Linked DNA regions of Mus musculus: all the other regions are linked to region 3. The links are chromatin loops, found by intact Hi-C in ENCODE. Cell type or tissue: heart. All regions are shown on one strand.

Region 1 (8,000 bases), 65 kb after region 3:
AACAAAAACACAGTGCCTGCTCGGTGCTGAGCCAGTCTTGGCTGCTCTACGTGCTCCAGTGTCTCAGTGCACGTGGAGGTCAAAGGACAACTTGGGCTGGAACTTCTCCCCGTCCACCTGTGGCTTCCAGGCATGCCGGTCCTTGGGCTCACACTGCATTTTTTTTACCTGCTGAACCATTTTGTTGGCTCAGAGTTTTTGATTTATTTCTGTCCATGAACTTCGAGAGAGGGTCTTGCTCTATCATCCGAGCTGGAATTGATTCGGAGACCATACTGGGCTTGAACTCACGGAGATCCGCTGCCTCTGTCTCCCAAGTGGTGGGTATTTTTTGTGGTGTTGAGGATGGGACCCAGACCCTCACACATGTGCAGCACAGGACTCAAGCATTGTGCTGCTGAACTACGCCTCTGATTCGAGTTCCCAGTTCTTTGGGGGGCACCGTCTCCACTAGGAGATGGGTGGAGAGGGTTGAGCTAGTCCCATGGCTTCCTGCATTGTTTTCCTTAATGCATCATGATGCCAGCAAGAAGAGCGGCCCATCCGGCAGATCTTGTACCTCGGGGACCTGCTGGAGACCTGCCACTTTCAAGCCTTCTGGGTAATGTCTTCTGGGTGCCATCCCCACTCGGCACGTTAGCACACACCTATACTTCTAAAAGATTGTGGGCGGGGGTGGAGTGTGTGTGAGGGGGGCAGGAGAATCAGGAGCTCGATGTCACCCTCAGCTGCACAGGGAGTTTGAGGTCAGCCTGAGCTGCATGAGAACCTATCTCAAACAAGCAAAGGCAGCGGTAGCCAAGTGGTCCTGGGCTCTGTGCTCAGGGCGTCTCCTCTTTGCATAGAGCCAGGATTGACCCGCGTGGCTGCGGCTGACCTTGTCCCCTCCTTCTGAGCCCTTAGAAACGAACCCTCTCTTATCCACTCCGAGCTCTCTGCCTTTCCAGCCTTTACATGGACAGACACCCAGGGGGAATCTAAGCTGGGTTGGTGGCCCTGTCCTGAGTACCAGAGCTTAGGAGGTGGAGGACAGAGCTCCAGGCCAGGGAGGTTAACAGCAATGGCTCAAAACCATCCGTAACTCCAGTTCTAGGGGACCCATGTTCTTCTGGCCTCCATGGACTTGGTACACAGATATGCATGCAGGCAAAACACCCATACACATTGTATATGTGCACTGTGTGCATATATAGATATGTATATACGTGTGTGTGTGTGTGTTTTGTTTTATTAAAAAGGACCAGAATTTGGCTCCAGTGCCCATGTTGGGCAGCCTTTTCTGGCCACCATGGGCACCCACTCACACATCCTCATGCTTACACATAGATACACTCACATTCACATAAATAAAGATATAATCTGCCTTGCCGGGCGTGGTGGCGCACACCTTTAATCCCAGCACTTGGGAAGCAGAGGCAGGTGTATTTTTGAGTTCGAGGCCAGCCTGGTCTACAGAGTGAGTTCCAGGACAGCCAGGGCTACACAGAGAAACCCTGTCTCAAAAAACCACACACGCACACAAACCACACCAAAAAAATATGTATATATATGTGATCTTCCCCTGTTTAAAAACTATTTATTTATTTATTTTATGCATGTGAGTGCTCTATCTGCATGTACACCTGACTGCCAGAAAAGGGCATCAAATAACAGGTAGTTGAGAGCCACCTGTGGTTGCTGGGAATTGAACTCAGGACCTCTGAGTTAACCACTGAGCCATCTTTCCAGCCCAAAATCTTGCCTTCTAAAATAAATGTTTAGGGGGCTGGAAAGATGGCTCAGCGGTTAAGAGCACTGGCTGCTCTTCCAGAGGTCCTGAGTTCAATTCCCAACAATCACATGGTGGCTCACAACCATCTGTAATGGGATCTGATGCCCTCTTCTGGTGTGTGTGAAAAGAGCAATTATAATAATACATAATAATAATACATTAATAATTATTTTTAAAAAACAAATGTTTAGAAAAGAAGAGTTGGGGCCAACTTTGACTATATAACAAGACTATCCAAAACACAATGGCAAAAGAAAAAAAAAAAAAGAGACAGCCAGGGCTTGAAGAAATAATACAAAACAGAAAAGTCTGATATCCCAAAAGTTCATGTTCAGTGGGTCAGGCCAGGGACTGTGGGTCTCCGTTCTCAGTGCCCCCCTCCCCTGTTGACCTAGAAGCTGCTCTGCTTTGCTCACTGAGGGTTCTGTGGTACCCTCTGCTCAGCTTTCAGCACACACCATCTCCTGTTAGACCCACAGTAACCTTGGCCTTCAGGTGTCCAGTTTCCCGTGCAGACAAGGCCAAGGGCTTCCAGGATAGTTGCTCTCATAGGTTTTCTCCCAACTTAATGGCTTCCACCAAAGTGAAGCCCTTCTTTCTCCAACTCTTGTTCTTGTGTTTGTTTGTTTGGTTTTGGGTTGTTTTTTTTGTTGTTGTTGTTTTGTTTTTTGTTTTTTTTTTTTTGTTTTTGTTTTTTTGAGACAGGGTTTCTCAGTGTAGCCTTGGCTGTCCTGGAACTCACTCTGTAGACCAGGCTGGCCTCGAACTCAGAAATCTGCCTGCCTCTGCCTCCCAAGTGCTGGGATTAAAGGCGTACGCCACCATTGCCCAGCTCTCCCGCTCTTGTTTAAGGGAGTTTTGCTGAGAGTAAAAACCTGGAGGGGTGAAGGATGAGCTGCAAAGAGGAAACTTCCAGGCACAAAGCCGCACAAAGGGCCTGAGGTAGGCAGGTCTAGTGAGGAGACCCTTGTGGCTGAAGGAGATGGAGGCAATGGAAAGTGTACAGATGACCTGCCTGGGTGTGTGTGTACACATTTACCTTCTATGATTTGGTTGTTGGACTTCCCAGCCAGGCAGAGGCAGGTGGATTTTTTTAGTTCAAGGCCAACCTGGTTTTTCAGGGCCAGTTCCAGGACTGCTAGGGCTACACAGAGAAACCTTGTCTTAAACCAGAGACAGGGGCGGGCAGGTGGGCAGGCAGGCAGGCAGGCAGAGGCACGATCTCCTGTACCCGGATTGCTCACACCTGCTGACTCAGAACTTTTGATCCCTCCTGTCTCAGCCTCCACAACGTCAGCACTGACTGGTTAATGCTGAGTGATGGTGCTAGTGTTAATACTGGGGCATCCTTTCTTCCACAGCAAGCCCTGGATGAGAACATGGACCTTCTGGAAGGCATAACTGGCTTTGAAGACTCTGTCCGAAAATGTGAGTCCTGGGAGCCTGGGTTCCCGAGGGCTTAAGGCAGTGTAGCAGGGACTTGGGAGAAGGGGGATTAAAAATGAGGCAGACTGGGCCTTGTGCAATAGCCAATTTTATTTAGAGCATAAGTTTATATTCTGAAAGTTAAGCATGGTCATACGAGCACAGTTCCCAAAGTTCAAGCCATATACAGCCCCGAGGATAAAGCTGCGCTTGGAAGTGGTTTTTTAATAACAGAAGCAGCTGTGTGTAATCTGGAGCAAGCCCTTGCTGTTTACTACACCTGCGGGGGACACAGAAGAGCCCTCAGAATTCTCACACAGCTCCGTTCCTGGATTACGTGCCAGCGGCCTCTTGACTGTCTTTGTTTTGATTCTCACAGTTATCTGCCACGTGGTGGGCATCACGTACCAGCACATCGACCGCTGGCTGCTGGCCGAGATGCTCGGAGACCTGACTGGTGAGGCCTGGTGCTGTTTCTGTCAGTCTGAGAGGAAAAGGTGGTTGGGGCATGGGGCCTCAGGCAGCTCAGGGGAACCCACCGCACCTTTCCGAGGTTGTTACCTGCCCCAGAGTGTGGGTGAGGGTTTGGTATAGGATGTTGCCTTCTGTATCTCCATGAGTTCAAGGCCAACCAGGGCTATGTAGTGAGACACTGCCTCGAAAACACCCTGACCAGGTGTAGTGCTGTCCTCCTGGAATTCCAGTTATAGGAAGCTGGAGCAAGAAGATTGTCTGGAATTCCAGGCCAGCCTGGGCTATAGCATGAGCCTCTGCACCAACCAGTTAACAGATGCACATGTCAGACAGTGGTCCTGATGCTGACCTTGGCAGTGAATAGGAGAGCTCAGGCCCTTTTCATGGATGGAGCGAAGTGGAAGCATCAGCACCTTGTAGTTGGTGTTGCCAAGGGTAGCAGGGCTGCTTTGGAGGGATGGCATTCGGCCTCTAGAGGAGGCCAGTGTGGCCCTCCTGCAGCAGGGGCCTGCCTGTCATGTGTGCTGTGCCTGCGTGCCCTGGAAGCATACACATCTCTGGAGAACTTCCGTGGTCTGTCCTCTGGTGACAGGACATGGGACGGCTCTGAGAAGGCCCAGCCTTGATTACAATGAGGTTCTTAAAAGGTCCCTCCAAACCAAAACCCTCAGCACTTGAGTTTGCAAAAAGTGGCGCTGGGCCGGAGAGAGGTTCGGCAGCTGTGAGCATCTATCTCCTGCTTGATGCGGAAGAAGGTTTGCGGGGTCCAGCACCCATTGTGGGCGGTCACAGGCACCAAGAAATTCCATGCAGTTTCTCACCCTGGGAGCACCTGCGTACATTCACATTTGCGCACACAAATGAGTACACCATTGCTCTCCTCAGATACACCAGAAGAGGGCATCAGATCTCATGGTTGTGAGCCACCACGTGGTTGCTGGGAATTGAACTCAGAACCTCTGGAAGAGCAGTCAGTGCTCTTATTCGCTGATCTCCCCAGCCCTAAATAAATGTTTTGTCTTGTTTTTATTTTTAAAATAAATAAATAGTATTGTTAAGAAACTAAGGGAACCTGTGCCTGGAGGCACAAATTCTATAGTCCTGGTACTTGGAAGAGAGTCGGGAGTATTAGGAGTTTACGTCATGATGAGTCCAAGCCAGCCAGGGCTGCATGAAATCCTGTCTCAAAAAAAAAAAAAAACCAAAGCCAAAACCAAAAACCTACAGAAAAACCCCTATGTGACTAGGAGAAAGAGGCTAGTGCGCCCCCTGGTGGCCAAGTGGAGACTGAGCCCCAGATTGCTGGCTTTGCCCTAGAGGATCTCTTCTTCCGAGTCCTGCTGCTGTCCAGGCAGGAGTTGGCCTAGAGCAGTTAGCAAAGGGGGCTTGGCCTGCTCAGCCCCGATTCCTCTGCCTCCAAAGCCCCTAGTGTTAGGGTTCAGGCCACCAACACCTCCGCCCATGTCACCTGCAGACAACCAGCTGAAGGTGTGGATGAGCAAGTACGGCTGGAGCGCTGACGAGTCAGGGCAGGTCTTCATCTGCAGCCAGGAAGAGAGCATTAAGCCCAAGAACATCGTGGAGAAGATTGACTTTGACAGTAAGTGGCCTGGGGCCGCAGACTGTAGGGAAGACAGTGTCCTGGTGGGAGAGCAGTGCTGGGTGTGCAAAGCACGAGGCAGAGCCTGTATTCCTGGACTGGGAACTGTCTGCCAGATTCCAGGTTGCTGGCCCAGGGAGAGACTGTGAGGGATGCTGAGTAGTCTCCCCTGCTGGATGTGAGCCGTCCATGTTCTCTCTCTCTCTCCCCCCCTCCCTCCCACCCCCCGCCCTGGCATTCCTCTAGACCAGACTGGCCTCAAACTCTACCTACCTCTCCCTCCCGAGTGCTGGAATTAAAGACTTGTCCACTCAGGGCTGTGGCTCTCGATGAGTCATTTGGTCCCACCATAAGGTAGTTGCTCTTGTTCTAACTTGGAAACTATTAGAACTGGCACAGTGCCTGCCTCCTCGTGTAGAGAGAGCCAGGCGCAGAGTGAAAGGCAGTGACAGCCGTTCCTGTCACATTTTGAATAAACAGTCTTATCCCAAAAGAGGAAAAAGTAGGTGTGGTGTCTTTGATCTCAGCACTCTGGAGGCTCAAGGCCAGCCTAGCCTACCTAAAGTGACACAGGCATTTAGCTAGGTGCCCTGCTTCATCCTTCTCTCAGAGGAAGTGACCTGAAGTGGGGAAGGACAGGGACACGCCTCCTGCTAGGGCTCCTCCCCCTTCTCCCAACTTTGGCTCTGTTGAGGGCCACCAGCTGGTCAGTGGCCAAGCTGAGCATCAGTGAGCTGTGTCACTTCCCACTGGGTGCTCTGACCTCTACAGAAAGTGTCCACCATGCTTGGGTCTCAGAAGTCCACACAGTTCTATCTGCAGTGGAGAGCTGCCGGCCCGGCCAGTGTCCCTCACATGGACCTAGGCCAGGGCTAAACACATGCAGTACTTAGTGCCAGACTGGTCAAGCTCTTCTTTTAACTCTAATCCTGTACAATAGATGGCTATGCTATCACCATATCCAAGACCACTAAACAGGACAGCACCAGACTACCTTTGTGGTGACTGTGACCTGGCCCTGAAGGACAGCGGCTCCCTGGGAGGTGGCTCTTCCTCTCTTCACAAATTCACCCTGTTTCTTCCTCCTCAACAGGTGTGTCCAGCATCATGGCCTCCTCCCAGTAAGCCAGTGTGCGTTAATAAAGATTTGTTCACTCCGCCCTATTGTCTCTTGCCTGTACCCTCAGAGAGCCAACTTGTGGCCCAAGCTGGGGCCCTTCCCTCTTCTCGGGCGTCCCCCATGCCACTTCCTCCTTTGTCCCACCCTGCTGCCTTTCCCTGCCCCTCCTTTTCTGACCTGTGAGTCAGTGCAGGATGGGGTAGGCTGAGGCCAGTGAATGGCCTTGGGAGGTGCCGCCCTGGGGCCCTGGGCTCCTCAGAGAGGAGAGCAGAGCATGTTCTTGTCTTTGACAAGTCACCTGCTTCTGGGAAGGAGAGCTTAGTGCTTCCTCGGCTGGCAGGGGTGACAGCCTGCACTTGGGAGGTGCAGGTAGGAAGATCGGGGATCAGAAGCCACCCTCAGCACCAGGCTCTGTCTTTAAAAGGGGGGGCTGAGCGGGCCTGGTGGCGCATGCCTTTAATCCCAGCACTCAGGAGGCAGAAGCAAGCGGATTTCTGGTCTACAAAGTGAGTTCCAGGACAGCCAGGGCTATACAGAGAAACCATGTCTCGAAAAAAAAGAGGGGGGGGTGGTTTGAGGGGGTCAGTCCATAAGCTTTCTGCTGCTCTAATAAAAAGATGTGGTGACACACTTGTAACCCCTTCCACTGGGGAGTCTGAGACAGGAGCTTCCCCGAGGTTAGCTGGCCAGCCTCTTTAACCACGCTGCTGAGCTCGGAGGCCAGCAGGGAACCCTGATTTAATTGGTGCTAAAGCTATATTCAGTGTGGTTCGGTTCTGAGCATCACAACACACATGTAACCGCAATCTTTGGGAGGTTGAGCCCCACGTGTACATATGTACACACACCACACTGGACGACTTGAAGTGCTTTGCTCTGTTCCTCTAACAGCCCTTAGCTGCTGCTTTTCAGTAATCCAAAACTCCTTGATTCACCAGAGAAACACAGATGAGGAAGCGGGAAGCATTCATCTTGGGCTCTGATGATCTGTCGCCCAGGTTGTTGGCTGGCCTTTCTGGAGGTTATAGTTGGAAAGGTTACCAGACTGTCTGCCTTGTCAGCTGTCCTCCCAGCCACCCAGTTCATGTCACACCCAAGATATTCCAGGTATTCTGGCCAAGAAACCTTGAACAGGTGATTTCAGTGTGCACAGGGTCAGGGGTGAGGTCAGTGGAGATAAGTGACCCAGTAAATGTGCAGCCACTCCCATCTCCCTTGGGGCCTGTTCTGTCATGCCAGGGAATGGACTGCTGGCATGTTCATCCCTCCCTGAAGTCAGCACTCACCCGTCATTCCTCCTGAGGATCCTGGCCCAGGGAACCAGGGTGGGGCACACACCCTTTGCTCCGGCCTTTAGACCTACCCTACCGGAGCCAGCACCCGGAACTAGACCTCATCTTAACCCTGGGGACAGCAAATAAATGACTGTTCCCGAAAGCTCTGAGGTGCTAGAGGAGGGAGGGCTGGTATGCTGCCCCACCCTCAGCCATCTTGTGTAGAAATCAAGGAGCCATCTCTGGGTGGGACCACAACTAGGCATCCGCAGCAGGTGCTTCTGTGTAGGATGCAACTTGAACAACTGGCCACGGCTGCTGCTCGGGAGGAGAAAT
Region 2 (8,000 bases), 480 kb before region 3:
GTAGCTGTCTTCAGACACTCCAGAAGAGGGAGTCAGATCTTGTTATGGATGGTTGTGAGCCACCATGTGGTTGCTGGGATTTGAACTCCTGACCTTCGGAAGAGCAGTCGGGTGCTCTTACCCACTGAGCCATCTCACCAGCCCCCAAAGCAACTCTTAAAAAGGACAACATTTGGGCTGGTGAGATGGCTCGGCGGTTAAGAGCACGGACTGCTCTTCCAAAGGTCCCGAGTTCAGATCCCAGCAACCACATGGTGGCTCACAACCATCTGTTAACAAAAATCTGATGCCCTCTTCTGGAGTGTCTGAAGACAGCTACAGTGTCCACACATATAATAAATAAATAAATAAATCTTTAAAACTTAAAAAAAAAAAAGGACAACATTTAATAGGGGCTGGCTTACAGGTTCAGTTGTTCAGTCCATTATCATCAAGGCAGGAAGCATGGCAGCTTCCAGGCAGGCATGGTGCTGGAAGAGCTGAGAGTGCTACAGCTTGCTCCAAAGGCAGCCAGGAAAAGACTGTCTCCCACGTGGCTAGGAGGAGGGTCTCAAAGCTCACCCCCCCCACACACACACACAAAGTGACAGACTTCCTCCCACAAGGCCACACCTCCTAACAATGCCACTCCCTGGGTCAAGTATTTTCAAACCACCACACCCCTAGCCAGCAGAAAGTCTTAACAGTACCATCACCCCTCTCCTACCGCTGACTTTGCTTGGGGAGTTATTTTCTTTCTTCGGCTCCCCTCTATCCTTCTTTCTCTCCTACTTAGTGTTAGGGGGTTGAAGGGATGGAAGAAGAGGGGTGGACAAGGGTAAAAGAAAAAAAGAAACCAAGAAGTAGCCAAAAGGCCAGCTATACTGCTGGTATCTTACTCTTTAAGGTGCTTTGAAAGAGATTGGCCCCTAGAGGTTCATATACATGCATGCTTCGTTACCAGCTAAACTGTGCGGGAAGGATTAGGAGGTATGTCTTTTTTTTTTTTTTTTTTTTTGGAAGAAGTGTTTCAAAAGACCACACCAGGCCCAGTCTCTCTCTCTGCCTGTGGCTCAGGATGTAGTTTTCAGCTACCTCTCCAGCGTGTTTCCTGCCATGATGATGAGAGTTTTCCCCTTCATAAGGTTTGCTTTGCTCATGGTGTCTCTTCGCAGCAACAAGACAGCGAGTAAGACACTCTTCCCTTCTAGGAAATTCCTCTTCACACAGGGTGGTTCCTCTGACAATGCTCCCAAATGTCTGTGTGCCACCGTCACTGTGCCTCACTGTTACGTCTGTACGGTTATTTGGAAATTGGTAGCCCCCTTCTTTTGAGGTGACAACAATGGTCTGTCCTGGTTCTTGCTTTTGTGGACCATATATAGCTTTTGTGAAGTGCCTATTACCATAAGATGTATAGAGGCCCACCGATAACATGTTAATGCCCTAAAAACCCGTGCCTTACCTTGCTTTGTTGAATGGTGTCGTTCAGAAGCTTCAAAAAATCAATCCACTTAGGAATGAGCCTAGAAGTCGCCATCCAGGCCTAGTTTCCCCCTGGCCCTTCTTAGGAAGGTGGCTTACGGACCTGCGGGTACCCAAGAGAGTGGAGCTTAGTTTGGCTCGAGGTTTAGGTTTTGTCTCCCTTTGTTGTGTGATAGCCTGTATATCCTAGGCTGGCTTTGAACTTCCTGTACAGCAGAGGATGGCTTCACCTCCTGGTTCCTCTGCTCACAGCTCCTGAGTGCTGGGGATGACAGTCATGCCTGGCTTATGCAGTGCTAGGGATGGAACCCGGGGCTTCGTGGATGCAGAGTGTGTGCTCTGCCACAGAGCTTCATCTCTAAACCCACTTTTCCTCATTTGTAAGATGAAAATGCCAATCTTGCCTGCTTTATACCATGCTCTATCTTCAATGTTCCGAGGACTAGACAGAATTCCCGAGAGAGCCTTGATATGCATACTCTGAAGCAGCAGACAGCCACCATTGGCTCCAAGAGGCCTTGGGTTTCCATTTCTTTTCCTATCTCATCTCCTCCTTTCCGTTTCCCCGTTCTGCTTATCCCCTCTTCCTCCCCTCCCCCTCCCTTTTGCTTTTTTTCTTTTCTTCCCCTTCCCTTCTTCATACTCCCAGTTGCTCTATAAACATGACGACTAAATTTATACCGTGGCCAGCAGAGGGCAGTGAAGGCCAACCATGACTGCTGTGGGAAGGACCCAGTCTCTGAGAGAGGATGTTTCCCAGGGTGTTATTCCAGCCCTGCTGCTCGGCAGTGTTTTAGGAACTTATTAGATTGCTTAGTACAAGTCCTTTTAGCCTGAGGCAGTGGCCCACACCTAGAATCTCAGCACTCTGGGGACAGAGGCAGGCAAATCTCTCTGAATTTGATCTCTCTGAATTCCTCCTCTATATTCTGAGCTCCATGACAGCTAGGACTGTGTAGAGATACCCTATCTCAGTGCTCCCCAAACCCCCCCAAAAATGAGGAAGAAAGGGGGAGCAGAAGAGAAGGAAGGAAGGGCAAATTGTCGTGGACCAAACCCAGCCCTACTGCATTGTAAACTCCTATATAAGACCCAGTGATAACCTGGCTTTTAACAAGCTCTCTAACTGATCTCTTGCACACTAGCATGGAGGGCCATTTGCTTAGAAAGCTGTTGGAGTTTGCTGTGAGAAACGGCATGGGCCTTTAGAAGCAGAGTCAGCAGAATCTCCCCTCCAGTGTGGCTAAGCCCTGTGTCTGCAGAGAGGAAGCCGCAGGCAGGACATTTATGTAGAGTGAGTGGGAATCTGTTCGGAGAAGGAAGGACGTGTGTTCAAGACTACCTGCAGTTCCAGTTCTTGGGTGGCTGAGGCAGGAGAACCAGATAATGATTGGGGTCGAGGCTATCCTGGGTTAAACAGAAAGGGGCATGCCAGCCAGGACTATTATGTGACTGACCCTATCCCCAACCCTCAAATCAAGATGTAAGAGCCAATGCACAGTTCTGAACTCACCTGTATCAGAGATAGGGAGGCTCTGCTAGCTCACTACTGCTCATCAGACCCACAATTTACCTCACTCGGTCCTCCTTACTCCCCAGAACCAGAGATGATATCATGTGTGGAAATTTTGCAGTCCCTGCCAGTAGCTCCTATTGTTCTCAGTATACCCATTGAGTCCCCCCTTTTCTTCACCAGCCTACAAAATTCACAGTTGGGATCCTTTGGGTTATCACTGCTGGGATTTGGGGGTGGAGGGAACACAAATGAGTCTTCACTAAGGTTTGTGTTTTCTGTCAGTCCTTCCTTGAGCTCATTCATCAGGATGAACCAGAGAAAACCCCTCCCCTAAGCCCTTCCCAACTTCATCCTTAGACTCAAGGCTGATCCCTAAGAATGAGTCTGGAATGAGTTCTGGAGGACTTGGTTCCAATGGTAGTGACTGACAGCTTGATAACTCAGAAATGATTTATTGGTAGCACTCAGTCTGTAGTCAGAGTGATTATGAGACTAAGATATGCTATTTTCCTGATGTCTGCAGAGAAAACCCAGGTCTCTGTGTTTGTGTGTGTGTGTGGGGGGGGCAGGTTGTTTGTTTGTTTCTTTTAATTTTCCTTAGATCCAATACACAGACTGTATCTGAGGAAAAGCAGGTGGCCTATGAGCCCTGCCTTATGAGAGACCTGCCTGCAGGGGGCAGTCTACTCCACCACACTGCATGCCTCTGGGCACTCCTTGGCTTCATAGAATCTAACAGCATATGAGATAACAGACTTCTTGCTTCCTAGACTTTACAGTTTAGCAGGCAAAGGAGACATCAACAAACGGTCACAAAGTTAACAATGGGACAATTGGAGTGATAGGTTATTACATTTTTTTCTTCTTCAGTCTTTAACTGTTTCAAACTTAAATCCCATGGTGTGCTTGCTGGTATGTGTGCACACTCAGGTGGTCCTCCTGCCTCAGTCTTTCGGGGAGCTGGCTGCTGTGAGTGTACTTAACAAGGAGCGAGCACCCAAAAGGGGGAGGGTATGCATCCTGTGCTTTGCTGGCAGACCCTGAATGAATTAGAAGGCCTTGCCTTCCAGGCAGGCCTCACATTTGGGGACAGGCGTGCAGGTAGTCCAGCTGGGACCAGAAGGGCCTCATTCACTGCCTATAAACTAGAGAGGCCACCTTGGCTTATTCTGTTCTTTGAATGGCATTACAGCTATGGAGCTGAAACTTGTCCACGTGGTCTTCTGAGAGCATGACTCTTGGACTTTGGGCAGATTCAATAGGCTAGAATGCACTTTAACTTTCGTTATGGCTGACAAACATACTTTAATATGGTGGGCTAGTTTCCAGTGAATAGACGAGGTAGCTCAGATAACTGGGAATAGTAGCACCTAGTCACAAATATAAATAGCACCGGCCACAGAGAACTGACCAGGCATTTTACATAATACTGTTTTCTTTCTTTCTTTTTTAATTCTGTGTATGTGTTGGGAGGGGGCATGTGCACATGAGTGCAGGTGCCCTGGAAGGTGGCCGGTAGAGGGTGTCAGATCCCCTGGAACCTGAATTACAGGTATTTGTGAACTGTTTAACATGGGTTCAGGAGACTGGTCCCATGTCAGAGGTCCAAGAGTATGTGCTCTTGACCTCTGAGCTATCTCCCTAGACCCCATTTAGTTCTTCCGAAGGTACTATGTGAGTTAGCTCTTATCCCCCCTTAGCTTTTAAGACGAACATGGAAAGACTATTGGGATACCAAGGGCCATAGGAGCAAAGCGTCACCATCTCACAGCTGGCTACCTGTCCTGTTTCCTCTTCATAACACTGACCTGGTTCTATCCTTTCTGTATCCCTCTAAAGGTGTCCTGTGCATATCGGAGTATAATACATATTCTACATATGTCTGTACACAGTATACATACATTCTCACTCTATCTAGAGATGAGCTCATATTAATATATAGAGCTATACTTCATTTTATAACAGTTGCCAGTTGCAGAGTATATGCCTGACCCTTCACCCAAATTCCTATTAATAACTATTGGTCCTGTGTGTATGGGGGGAGGGGCTATCTCATGTAGCCTAGGCAAGCATCAGCCTTGCAGTGCAGCCAAGGAACTCCCAGTCCTCCTGCCTCCACTTCCCTAGTGAATTTCCCGGTAAATTACAGACCTTCTGCCAGTGTATTTGGCTTGTTAATAGACATTGGGCAGTTTCCAACCTTTAGTTATAACAATCCATGCCACAAATGACTGCCTGCCGTTGTTGGTGTCTCATACTTTTAATTAAATTGTAAACTGAAACAGAAACATATTTACATTTTGAGATATCACAGCTCATCATTGAGATTGTTTGGTTTGCTTTGTTTTTTTTTTTTTGTTTTTTTTTTTTTGTTTTTTGTTTTTTGTTTTTTTTTGAGACAGGATTTCTCTAACAGCCTGGGCTGTCCTGGAACTTTCTTTGTAGCTCAGGCAGGCCTCAAACTCAGAGACCTGACTGCCTCTGCCTCCCAAGTCCTGGGATTAAAGGCATGTGCCACCACTGCCTGTGGATATTCATCTTGAGTGTTCTGTGTAAATTTTATTGTATCCATTTATGTGAACCAGCTGGTTTAGAGTCCCTTACAAGAGCATGGTTGAGGTTTTATTCATATGGGCATGAGCGGCTCACTGCTGGCCATACCACTCAACAAAACACCTCTTCCCTAGCAACCATTAACTTTAAGTCTAAAGAGTCTCAGGGAAAGGTAGGCTTCGGGAGTTTTTATATAAAATTATGCTCCCCCCCCCCCCCAAAGTTCTAACTTGGTAGTCCAAGATGGCCCAGAACTCTCTATGCACTAACCCTCCTGTCCTTAGCCTGTGAGTGCTATGATTACCGGCCTGGTTTTATGTAAAAATTTAAATTGATCAGGCATAGTAGTGCATGCCTTCAATCCCAACACCTGGAGGCAGAGGCAGGCAATCTTTGTGAGTACAAGGCCCCCTGTGTGGACATAAGTTCCAGGCCCAAATCGGGCAGTGGTGGCACATGCCTTTAATCCCAGCACTCGGGAGGCAGAGGCAGGCGGATTTCTGAGTTTGAGGCCAGCCTGGTCTACAGAGTGAGTTCCAGGACAGCCAGGGCTACACAGAGAAACCGTCTCCCACACCAAAAAAAAAAAAAAAGTTGCAGGCCAGCTAATTACATGAGGAAACCCAGTCTCAAAATTTAAACTTAGTTTATGTAGGTATTTTTGCTAGGTTATTACTGCTTGCGATTACAGTGACTTGGATTAGATGTATATGATACGTTTTGCTGAATGAATGGGCACGTGAATGACGCCTCTGATCTGTCCGGATAAGAAATATGTGTTTTCTGTCATGTCATAATGAACACCTTGCCAGGCAGGGCGCAGGCTTAAGCAGAAAGCGTATGCATGAGGGCTGAGCAATTCGAGGCAGTTACCTCAGAATTCCTTATGGAGTGTTTTTGTTGTTTTTTTATAGGTCGAATCTTCACTCATGTCTACGAGTGGACTAAATCTGGACATTCCCCAGGCTATAGGCACTCAACAAACAGCAGTTACCCTCAGACTATGGCATTATTGAATGAATAGAAGAGAAAAAGCCTTCCAGGCAGCCCCTATGGGTCGTGATTCTGCGCCTCCCATCTCGGGGACTGGTCTGGAGCAGAGAGGAACACGGGGAGCCGCGTCCTCACGTTCCGGCTCCCCGAATCCACATGGGCGGGAGGTAGGTGTGTCCACCTCCTTCGGGCAGGAGCCGCGCCTGTTACCTGTGACAGGACTCCCGAGAAGGGACAGCGAGCTCTGCGGCACCCCGGAGCTCCTATGGAGACGAACAGACTTAGAGGGGACCTGGGAAGCTACCTTGAAAACGATGTGGGAGGACCCCACTAACAGAACGGTTAGTCCCGCAGCCCCGCACCTGGCGGATTGACCCGGGCAACCAGAGCGCGCGCGGGTGCACGGTGGCACGCGCACGCGTTCCAAAAGGGGGTGGGAAAAGAAGTCCTCCGACCCCCGCCCCGAGGGGGGACCCCCAACCATCCAGGGCTGAGTCGGCCGGAGAGCGCGCGTGCGCGAGGGCGCGCCGCGCCGTCCCGCTCCGCCCAGCGCTGAAGGGGGTCTAGCGCAGGGCTCCAGTCTTCCCGCCCCTCCCCAGGCTCGCAGGCTCGGAGTAGTAGACTCCGGCCCTGCGGAGAGGGACGGCTAAAGGTTCCGCGAGCCGAGGAAGAAGGCGGACCGGGCGAGGAGAAAGGAGAAACCGGTTGAACGGGTGAGGAGCTCCCGGGCAGGAGCCGACACAAGACACGCCTCCCTGCCTCACACCCCTCGGGGCTGCGGAAGTCCTCCGGAGACTGGAGCTGCACCGACCGACCAGTAGACTACGATTCCCAGAAGGCGGTGCGGTGGCGTGCCTACGACTCCCGGCAGACCCCGCGCGCCAGGCTCTCTTCAGCGCGCTGCTTCTTAGGGAGAAACTACAGTTCCCACGAGGCCTCGCGCGAAGCGGCTTGGAAGTGGGCAGCCTGGAAGTCACTCGGGCCACTGGAGCTGGCGGCGTCTCTAGCGAACCGCGCCGTGCTGAACGCCGCGGTCGAGGAGCCCGCGGGGCGTGTGGCCGGTACGCCTAGGTACGTGGCTCCTGGTGCAGGAGCAGTCTCCTCCAAGGGTGGTGGGGATTTGATAGCTGCTCGGACCCGGAGGGTCAGTGCAGGCGGGGTGACCAGGCGGACGGCCGGGTGTGGGCATCGGCTGTGGGGGGCGGCAGCGCCGGGACTCACGCCCTCCATACCCGGCGGGACTCATGCCCGCATGGCTCAACTTTCCAGAGGTGCAACCGGGCACGGTGGGGAAGAGCTTGGAGTCCGGGAGACGTGGGTGCACGTCCCAGCTCTGCCACTATAGAGCTGCGGTCTGGGAAAACCGCGCCGAACCTCGTTTTTATCATCCGCAAAACGGGGAAGGAGGAATTGTCTTTTGCTGGTGATTGTTCTGAGGTGTTGAGATCTGGTGAATAAGGCGTTTCACGTTGAA
Region 3 (8,000 bases):
AAGGGACAGTTAAGCCGGGCGTGGTGGCAGAGGCCTGCAGTCCCTGTGCTGAGATACTCTGGCAGGACGAGTCCAAGCCGCCTGGCTGCCCAGGGAGCCCAGAAACCAAGAGCAGCCTAAAGCCTAACCAACCTTCCCTGCAAGCTGTTTCCCATGACAAGCGAGTGCCACAAGGTGGTGTTTACAATGTTCACAGTACATAGAAAGCCACAAACCACCCAGAGGGAAAGTGTGTGTGTGTGTGTGTGTCTGTCTGTCTGTCTGTCTGTCTGTCTGCCTGCCTTTGTGTGTGTGTCTGTGAGAGGTTTCTGTGTATCTATGACACTGTGTGATGTGTGTTTGTGTCTGACTGTCTGATTGTGTAATGTGTGTGACTGTGTGATCTGTGTGTGTGTGCCTGTGATGTGTGTATGACTGTGTGATGTGTGTGACTGTGTGATCTGTGTGACTGTAATGTGTGTATGACTGTGTGATGTGTGTGACTGTAATGTGTGTATGACTGTGTGATGTGTGTGACTGTGTGACTGTGATGCGTGTGACTGTGATGCGTGTGACTGTGATGCGTGTGACTGTGATGCGTGTGACTGTGATGCGTGTGACTGTGATGCGTGTGACTGTGATGCGTGTGACTGTGATGCGTGTGACTGTGATCTGTGTGACTGTGTGATCTGTGTGACTGTGATGCGTGTGACTGTGATGCGTGTGACTGTGATGCGTGTGACTGTGATGCGTGTGACTGTGATGTGTGTGACTGTGATGTGTGTGACTGTGATGCGTGTGACTGTGATGTGTGTGACTGTGATGTGTGTGACTGTGATGCGTGTGACTGTGATGCGTGTGACTGTCATGCATCAAGTGTCTTCTGTTGTTACTCTCTGCCTTATAGTCTTGAAACAGGATTTCTCACTGAACAAGAAGTGTCCCCTGCCATATATACACACCTTTACCACTTAGACCTGCTGAACCAAGGATCTGCCAGTCTCTTCAGCTACATACTAAATTCAAGGCTAGCCTGGGCTACATGATAGCCTGTCTCAAAGAGCAAGACAAAGCAAAATAAAACAAAACAAAAGAAGAGAACAAGGACAAAGAAATGGAGGATTTTATCTCTATCTATTAAATATTTGTTCAGGAAAACTTAATTAAAAAGCAATTAGAAGCTGGGAATGGTGACACATGCTTTTAATCCCAGCACTCAGGAGGCAGCAGCAGATGGATCGCTGGATTCAAAGCCAGTTTGGTCTATAGCGCTAATTCCAGGACACTCAAGGCTATACAGAAAAACCCTGTCTTGAAAAAAAACACTAAACTAATTAATTATTTAATATAAATAAAAACAATTGAAGCTGGGTGTGAGGGTAGCACAGTTGTAATTCTGGTAGGTGAGAGTCTGAGGTAAGAGGGTTTAAGGCTAGCCTGAGGCACTCTCCAGACTGTCTCAGAGAAACAGAAAGAGAAGCTGGTTAAACAGCTCAGTGGATAAAGGACTTGATGCCAGGTCTCGTGACCTGAACTCCTTCTCAGGACGCACTTGGTGGATGGAGAGAGCTGACTTCTAGCCTTATTAGCATCCAGCATGTATTAGCCCTCCCCTGCTTCACCTCAGGAATAAACAAATGAAAAAATTTACAGGATTCACTGTAGCCTTGAATGGCCTGGAACTTGCCCAATACACTAGGCTAGCTTCAGACTCACAAAGATCTACCTGACTGTCTTCCTAGTGCTGAAATTAATGACAGGGACTATCATACCCATACCTAAATAAATGAAAAAAAAATTTTTTTTCGTGTGTATGGGTATCGAGTATGTATGGGCCCTGTGTGCATGCAGTTCTCGAGGAGACCAGAAGAGGGCGTCAGATCACCGGGGACTGGAGTTACAGATGGTTGTGAGCCACTATATGGGTGCTGGAAATTGAACCCAGGACCTGTGCAGGAGCAGCCAATGCTCTTAACCACTGAGTCATCTCTCCAGGCCCATAAAGTAATCTTTTAAAATTTACAAAGAAAGAGAGAGAGGAGAGAGAGAGAGAGAGAGAGAGAGAGAGAGAGAGAGAGAGAGAGAATAGGAAAGAGAAGTGGGGGGCTGAATCCCCACTGCATTTGCTGCACGGAGAACCTCCGCAGTGTCTTTAGATAAATGTCAAATATCTAAGTGACCCTCCATCCCTGTGTGGCACACATACTTCATACTTCCAAAGGTAATTTCATGACTTCCGGCACACAGTAGGCATGAAATATGAACCCTGATCCTAACCCTAAATGAGCAGACACCATTGTCTCCCCAGACACAGGCGCTCACTGAATGAATACATGTTTCATTTCCTCAGATTTCCAAAACTACCTACGGACACAGACTGGGAACACGACCACCATCAATATCATTATCTGCACAGTGGACTACCTCCTGCGGCTGCAGGTGAGGAAGGGTGGCCCAGCCCCATGGGACCTGAGCCAGGGGCCCGAGGGACCTCGCATGGCTCCAGCATCCTTCATGCCCTCCCGGACCCACAGGAATCCATCAGTGACTTCTACTGGTATTACTCGGGCAAGGATGTCATCGAGGAACAGGGAAAGAGAAACTTCTCCAAAGCCATGTCGGTAGCTAAACAAGTGTTCAACAGCCTCACCGAGTACATCCAGGTAGGGTCCGCACTCGGGGACCTGCGGAGGCGGAGCTGCCGGCATCCAGCGCTCCTGCTGAGGCTTCAGGCCACCCTTTGTTCCCCAGGGACCCTGCACCGGAAACCAGCAGAGTCTGGCGCACAGTCGCCTCTGGGATGCCGTGGTGGGCTTCCTGCACGTGTTCGCGCACATGATGATGAAGCTGGCTCAGGTTTGAGTTCGTCTGAGAACAGCTCTTTCCCTCCAGCCATCCCCTAGAATCCCCTGATCGGCCCCTGTCCCACTGGTCGGTCCCCTAGTGCTCTGCGCATGCTCCAGACAGGTTCGCTCCCTATGGCCCAAACCCCTTCTGAATTGGTCGTCTGCATGCTTTTTCCTCTTTCCCACTAAACTGCTCATTTCCCACCTATACTTCCACCGGTTTGACTTTGGAGCCCATCCCTCCCGTCCAGAACTCTTCTAGGACAGGTTCATACCATTTTCCTTCTAATGAGGTCATCCCAGATTCTTCCAGCTCTGGGGAATAGGATGGGACTATGTTGCTAGGTTAGGACCTGGGGCTGAAGCGTTCCTTCTTTTACCCTGCCTGCGGCAGAAGACTCCCGTGCCAAGTACCCATGATGTAAGGATCCTGCTCCCAGAATACTTGCCTTGCTCCTCTACAGCTTCGTGAATGCCTCGCGCACACCTCATCCATTTTGTGCTTCTGCTTGGTCGCCTTAGTCAAAGCTTCCATGTACAGTTATGCGAGTTTGTGCTCCGCGGGCAACCACGTGGCGCTAGACACAACCTAACCATTGCAAATATATTGGTGCAGTACAATAACTGTCCGGCAGGTGGCAGACAAGTATTCCATATAATTTCCCACAAAGCAGTGTCTTAAGAAAGCAGAGACCTCCTAATTTGTCCAGAGTGCCATCTGACTATGAAAGGAATTGAACTGAAATTTTTCAGTTTCTCAGTACAGTTGGCCGTGTGATGTTGCTGTAAACTTTAAATATTGGTGGAAACACACTTTCAAGTATTATGATAATTCATCAGCCGTACTCCAGACACACGTGATAAGGGATATTCAATACAAGGAGCTGGAAGTGTGACTCAGTCGTAGAACACCTGCCTAGAATCATTTAGTTAGGGCCTGAGAAAAAATGGTGCTAGGCTTCTCTTCACCACACTAGCAGCTCCAGGCTGTGTGAAACAGGTCTTTCCTAAAAGTTTTAAATAAAAGATCCAAGATTCTCTAACTGCTATCTTGGGTCATGTGCTTGCCAGTGGTCTCAGCCCTAGGGAAGAAAGGTTGGCCAGACCCACTGATGTATTCATTCCTAGAGCCATGAGTTAGCCCCATGAGCTCTGAAAGAATTATAACTCACCCCCTCAACTGTGACATCTAAGACAGGCTCGTGGGAAGGCACAGAGCCCAGGCCCACTTAACCTAGAGATACTTGCTTCCTAGTTTGTTGAGGCCTTGGGTCAGAATACCAAACTTTGAAACCATGGGTTGCATTAGGGTCAGAATGAGCGGCTCACAGTGCAACCAGGTAGCACAGCTCATGTGTAAGTCATGAATGGCATGTGCATGTGACTCAGTATAGTACAGATGCCACCACGGGGGACTTTGACAGAGGTTTCTGTGAGCTCCCACATTGGACACTGCGGTCAGGCATGTACTATGTTCTTAGGCTCCCCCAAATGGCATACCAGAACTTGCACAGCTGTCCACCTCACCTGCAGCCTTTCCTCTTGCACCTCCTCACGGTCCCACCCACCCATCACAGTTAGCTCTGGCATGGCCAACCGCCCCATAGACCAGGCACCAGGCTGGAATGTTATCCTCCTAAGATTTGAGTCTCTGTCCACAGTATCTGTCCCTGTCTGTCTGTCTGTCTGTCTTGCTCCGTCCTGAATGTCTGCTCTCCAAGACTCACGGCTTCCTGATCTGCCAGCCTCATACCCCACACACATTTGCCCCTGGGTGCCAACCCCACCCCACAATCTTGTCTCTCTGCCCTTCCTCTGCTTTCCGAGGAACATGTTTGGACGCGGGTTCCCTCAGAGGTAAGAGAAAGGAGGAAGAGGACTTAGGCCCCACTGGATAGGTGAGGGAGCCGGAAACCAATGGAAGGCATGCTGCAGGGGGCAGCCTCTCACATCTCTGTATGCCCTACAGGACTCCAGCCAGATAGAGCTGCTGAAGGAGCTGCTGGACCTACAGAAGGACATGGTGGTGATGCTGCTGTCCCTCCTGGAAGGTGAGCACTGGAGGCGGGGTAGGGACCGGGGTGGGGTGCAGGCAAACCCAAGAATGGGGCTACCACTGAGCCCCATCTGACATTATGCTAGGGACAACGGTGATGAAGAGGTTGCCATGCAAGAGTCAACAGACATCTTCTGACTATATGAATGCTAATTTATTGATTCCACACAGACGTTGTAATAAGATGAGTTGCCTGAAGACTTTTATCTGTGAACTTAAGATTTATTAAATAAGCCGGCAGTGGTGGCGCACGCCTTTGATCCCAGAACCTGGTAGGCAGAGGCAGGCAGGTTTCTAAATTCAAGGCCAGCCTGGTCTACAGAGTGAGTTCCAGGACAGCCAGGGCTACACAGAGAAACCCTATCTCGAAAAACAAAACAAAATATTTATTAAATAAACCAATATAGTACATGGGTAGTGATTAAATATATCAGTTTTGCTGCATAACAAATAGCCACCAAATTTAGCAACTTAAAACAAAGCCTTTGATTTAAAATAATAATAATAATAATAATAATAATAATAGCCCGACTTACATGGTGAGTCCAGGTCAGCTTGCCCTAATGAAAAAACTCTCTCTCAAAGAAACAAAAACTAGAGCTGGAGCAGGCTGGAGAGTGAGATGGCTCAGTGGTTAAGAGCATTGACTGCTCTTCCAAAGGTCCTGAGTTCAATTCCCAGTATCCACATGGTGTCTCACAACCATCTGTAAGGAGATCTGATGCCTTTTGTGGCATGGAGGCATACAGGGAGATATAGCACTCATATATTCAAAAAAAAGCTAGAGCTGGAGAGATGGCTCAACAATTAAGAGCACTGGCTGCTTTCCCAGAGGATCTGGGTTCAGCTCGCAGCACCCACACGGCAGCCTGTAACTTCAGTTCCAAGATCCAGTGCCCTCTTCTGGCCTCTGAGAGCACTGCACATATGTAGCCTACAAACATATGTAAAAGCAAGCACCATACACATAAGATGATGATGGCGACGATGATGATGATGACAACGACGGGTACAATGGCACACAACTGTCATCTCAGTGCACAGAATGCTGAGAGGGGAGACTTAAGAAATCAGAACCATTCTAATCTACGTAGAGTTTGAGACCAGCCTGGACTACATGCTATATGCTACAAAACAAAACTGTATTTTAGCTGAGAAACATTTCTTGCATCTCTCCCTCCCTCCCCCCTCTTTCCCTCCCTCTCCTCTCCTCTCCTCTCCTCTCCTCTCCTCTCCTCTCCTCTCCTCTCCTCTCCTCTCCTCTCCTCTCCTCTCCTCTTCTCCTCTCCTCTCCTCCCCTCCCCCCTTCCCCTCCCCTCCCTTCTCCCCTCCCTTCCTCTCCCCTCCCTTCCCCCCTCCCCTCCCCTCCCTTTCCCTCTCCTCCCCTCCCCTCCCCTCCTCTCCTCTCCTCTCCTTTCCTTTCCCTCTCTTCCCATCACTGGGAACTATGCTCAGCCTCCTCATTCTTTTAAGTGGGTGCATAGTACTCCATCGAGAAGTGTAAGGTAAATTCATTTAATTAAATCTCCACTGACGGGCATTCAGGTAGTTTCTCTTATGCACGGGGCTGGGGATGGAACCCTAGAACCCAGGCCGTATACATGCTGGGTGCATACGCAAGTGTTCTTACTTTTAATTTTTCCAGACAGAGTCCCACTCTATAGACCAGGCTAGCCTAGAACTCACGACAGTCCTCCTGCCTCAGCTTCACAAGTGTTGGCATCTCTGACAAGTGCCTCCATACCCAGCTTCATTGGTGTGGAGCTTTTAGGTGTGTGAGCTGAGGGCTCACGAGGCTCAGGGTGTGAATCCTCCCTTGCCTGTTTACCAGCTATATACCCGCAAGTTTCTCCAAGTCTTTCTTGCTGGGGGAGCCATACAGTGATGTTGCCCTTGTAAGGTTCCCCTGAGGTGTTCTTGACACAGCCCCCCCCCCCCGCATGTGGCCCCCACTGCCGACATGTACCTCCATTGTCCTTGCTGATAATCTTTCCACCCAGGGAGAGGGCTGGCCAGTGCACCACTGCAGATCACAAGCCGATCCTCTCCCTGGAGGCATGAGAGGGGCCAGAAAGGGCCCACCTAGTGGGTGGCTCCTGAGCTGGAGAGCGAGCAAGCCCAGAGGGTCCAGAGCAGATGCCCTGCTGGGCAGCACTGACCCAGGTCTCCTGCAGGAAACGTGGTGAACGGTATGATCGCGCGGCAGATGGTGGACATGCTCGTGGAGTCTTCGTCCAATGTGGAGATGATTCTCAAGTTCTTCGACATGTTTCTGAAACTCAAGGACATCGTAGGCTCTGAGGCCTTCCAGGACTATGTCACAGACCCCCGTGGCCTCATCTCCAAGAAGGACTTCCAGAAGGTGGGTGCCAGACAGCAGGTGAGCCGGGATCCAGGGGATTACGAAGTGCCAGCTGCGCCTCCCTGGCTGGCGGCTTTGCGGGAGAGGCTTCTCAGTTGGTCTGAGTGTGGTGGTTTATGCTCGTGGTCTCAGGGATTGAGAGGCGTCTTAGTTAGGGTTTTATTCCTGTGAAGAGACACCATGACCACGACAACTCTTGTCAAGGACAGTGTTTAATTGGGGCTGACTTACCTGTTCAGTATGGTGGGAAGCATGGCAGCGTCCAGGCAGGTATGGTGCAGGAGGAGCTGAGAGTTCCACACCTTCATCTGAAGGCTGCTAGGAGAAGGCTGTCTTCCAGGCAGCTATGGGAGGGTCTCAAAGCCCACCCCCAAAGCGACACACTTCCTCCAACAGGGCCACACCTCCCAATAGTACCACTCCCTGGGCCAAGCATATTCAAACCACCACAGAGGCTGAGGCAGGAGGATTAGTAGTAGAGTCCTACCTAGAATCCCCCAGTGAGGGGCTGGGGGCGTGGCTCAGTGGTAGAACACCTGCCTAGAATCCCCCAGTGAGGGGCGGGGGCGTGGCTCAGTGGTAGAGCCCCTGCCTAGAATCCCCCAGTGAGGGGCTGGGGGCGTGGCTCAGTGGTAGAGCCCCTGCCTAGAATCCCCCAGTGAGGGGCTGAGAGTGTGGCTCAGTGGTAGAGCCCCTGCCTAGAATCCCCCAGTGAGGGGCTGAGAGTGTGGCTCAGTGGTAGAGTCCCTGCCTAAAA

Evidence for each region. Hi-C counts contacts between places; a loop is a spot of excess contacts. Peaks named below come from ENCODE experiments on the same cell type or tissue, not always from the same donor. Only the 100,000 strongest peaks of a DNase experiment are listed, where the experiment ranks them.
Region 1: a loop joins it to region 3, with 7 times the contacts of the local background. A loop is called at or near these places in 26 of 42 quality-filtered maps.
Region 2: it touches region 3 in a loop (2.3-fold over the local background); 8 of 42 quality-filtered maps call a loop at or near these places.

The regions. Positions count from the first base shown.
Region 1 is chr7:28,969,802-28,977,801 of GRCm38, reverse strand. Eif3k (eukaryotic translation initiation factor 3, subunit K) reads left to right here. Exons shown (of 8, transcript NM_028659.3): 4 at 527-601; 5 at 3,133-3,199; 6 at 3,576-3,653; 7 at 5,145-5,270; 8 at 6,364-6,430. The coding sequence ends at 6,395. Among named protein-coding and RNA genes, the nearest start is that of Eif3k, 8.1 kb to the left of the region's middle. In heart, CTCF peaks have their summits at 1,914 (motif pointing left), 4,597 (motif pointing right) and 4,929 (motif pointing left); DNase peaks (open chromatin) are centred at 5,111, 5,721, 5,821 and 7,671; H3K27ac peaks cover 774 bases.
Region 2 is chr7:29,518,062-29,526,061 of GRCm38, reverse strand. It overlaps a transcript of Sipa1l3 not described here and 4932431P20Rik. Among named protein-coding and RNA genes, the nearest start is that of Sipa1l3, 17 kb to the right of the region's middle. In heart, CTCF peaks have their summits at 2,160 (motif pointing right), 3,660 (motif pointing right), 4,488 (motif pointing right) and 7,826; DNase peaks (open chromatin) are centred at 2,191, 3,651 and 7,401; H3K4me3 peaks cover 1,574 bases; H3K27ac peaks cover 1,372 bases; H3K27me3 peaks cover 4,961 bases.
Region 3 is chr7:29,035,223-29,043,222 of GRCm38, reverse strand. It overlaps Ryr1 (ryanodine receptor 1, skeletal muscle), which reads left to right. Exons shown (of 106, transcript NM_009109.2): 85 at 2,330-2,418; 86 at 2,514-2,642; 87 at 2,731-2,835; 88 at 4,795-4,876; 89 at 7,056-7,243. Among named protein-coding and RNA genes, the nearest start is that of Gm38979, 9.6 kb to the right of the region's middle. In heart, CTCF peaks have their summits at 1,825 (motif pointing right), 3,436 (motif pointing right) and 5,782 (motif pointing left); DNase peaks (open chromatin) are centred at 2,692 and 3,422; H3K4me3 peaks cover 1,385 bases; H3K27ac peaks cover 1,163 bases; H3K27me3 peaks cover 573 bases.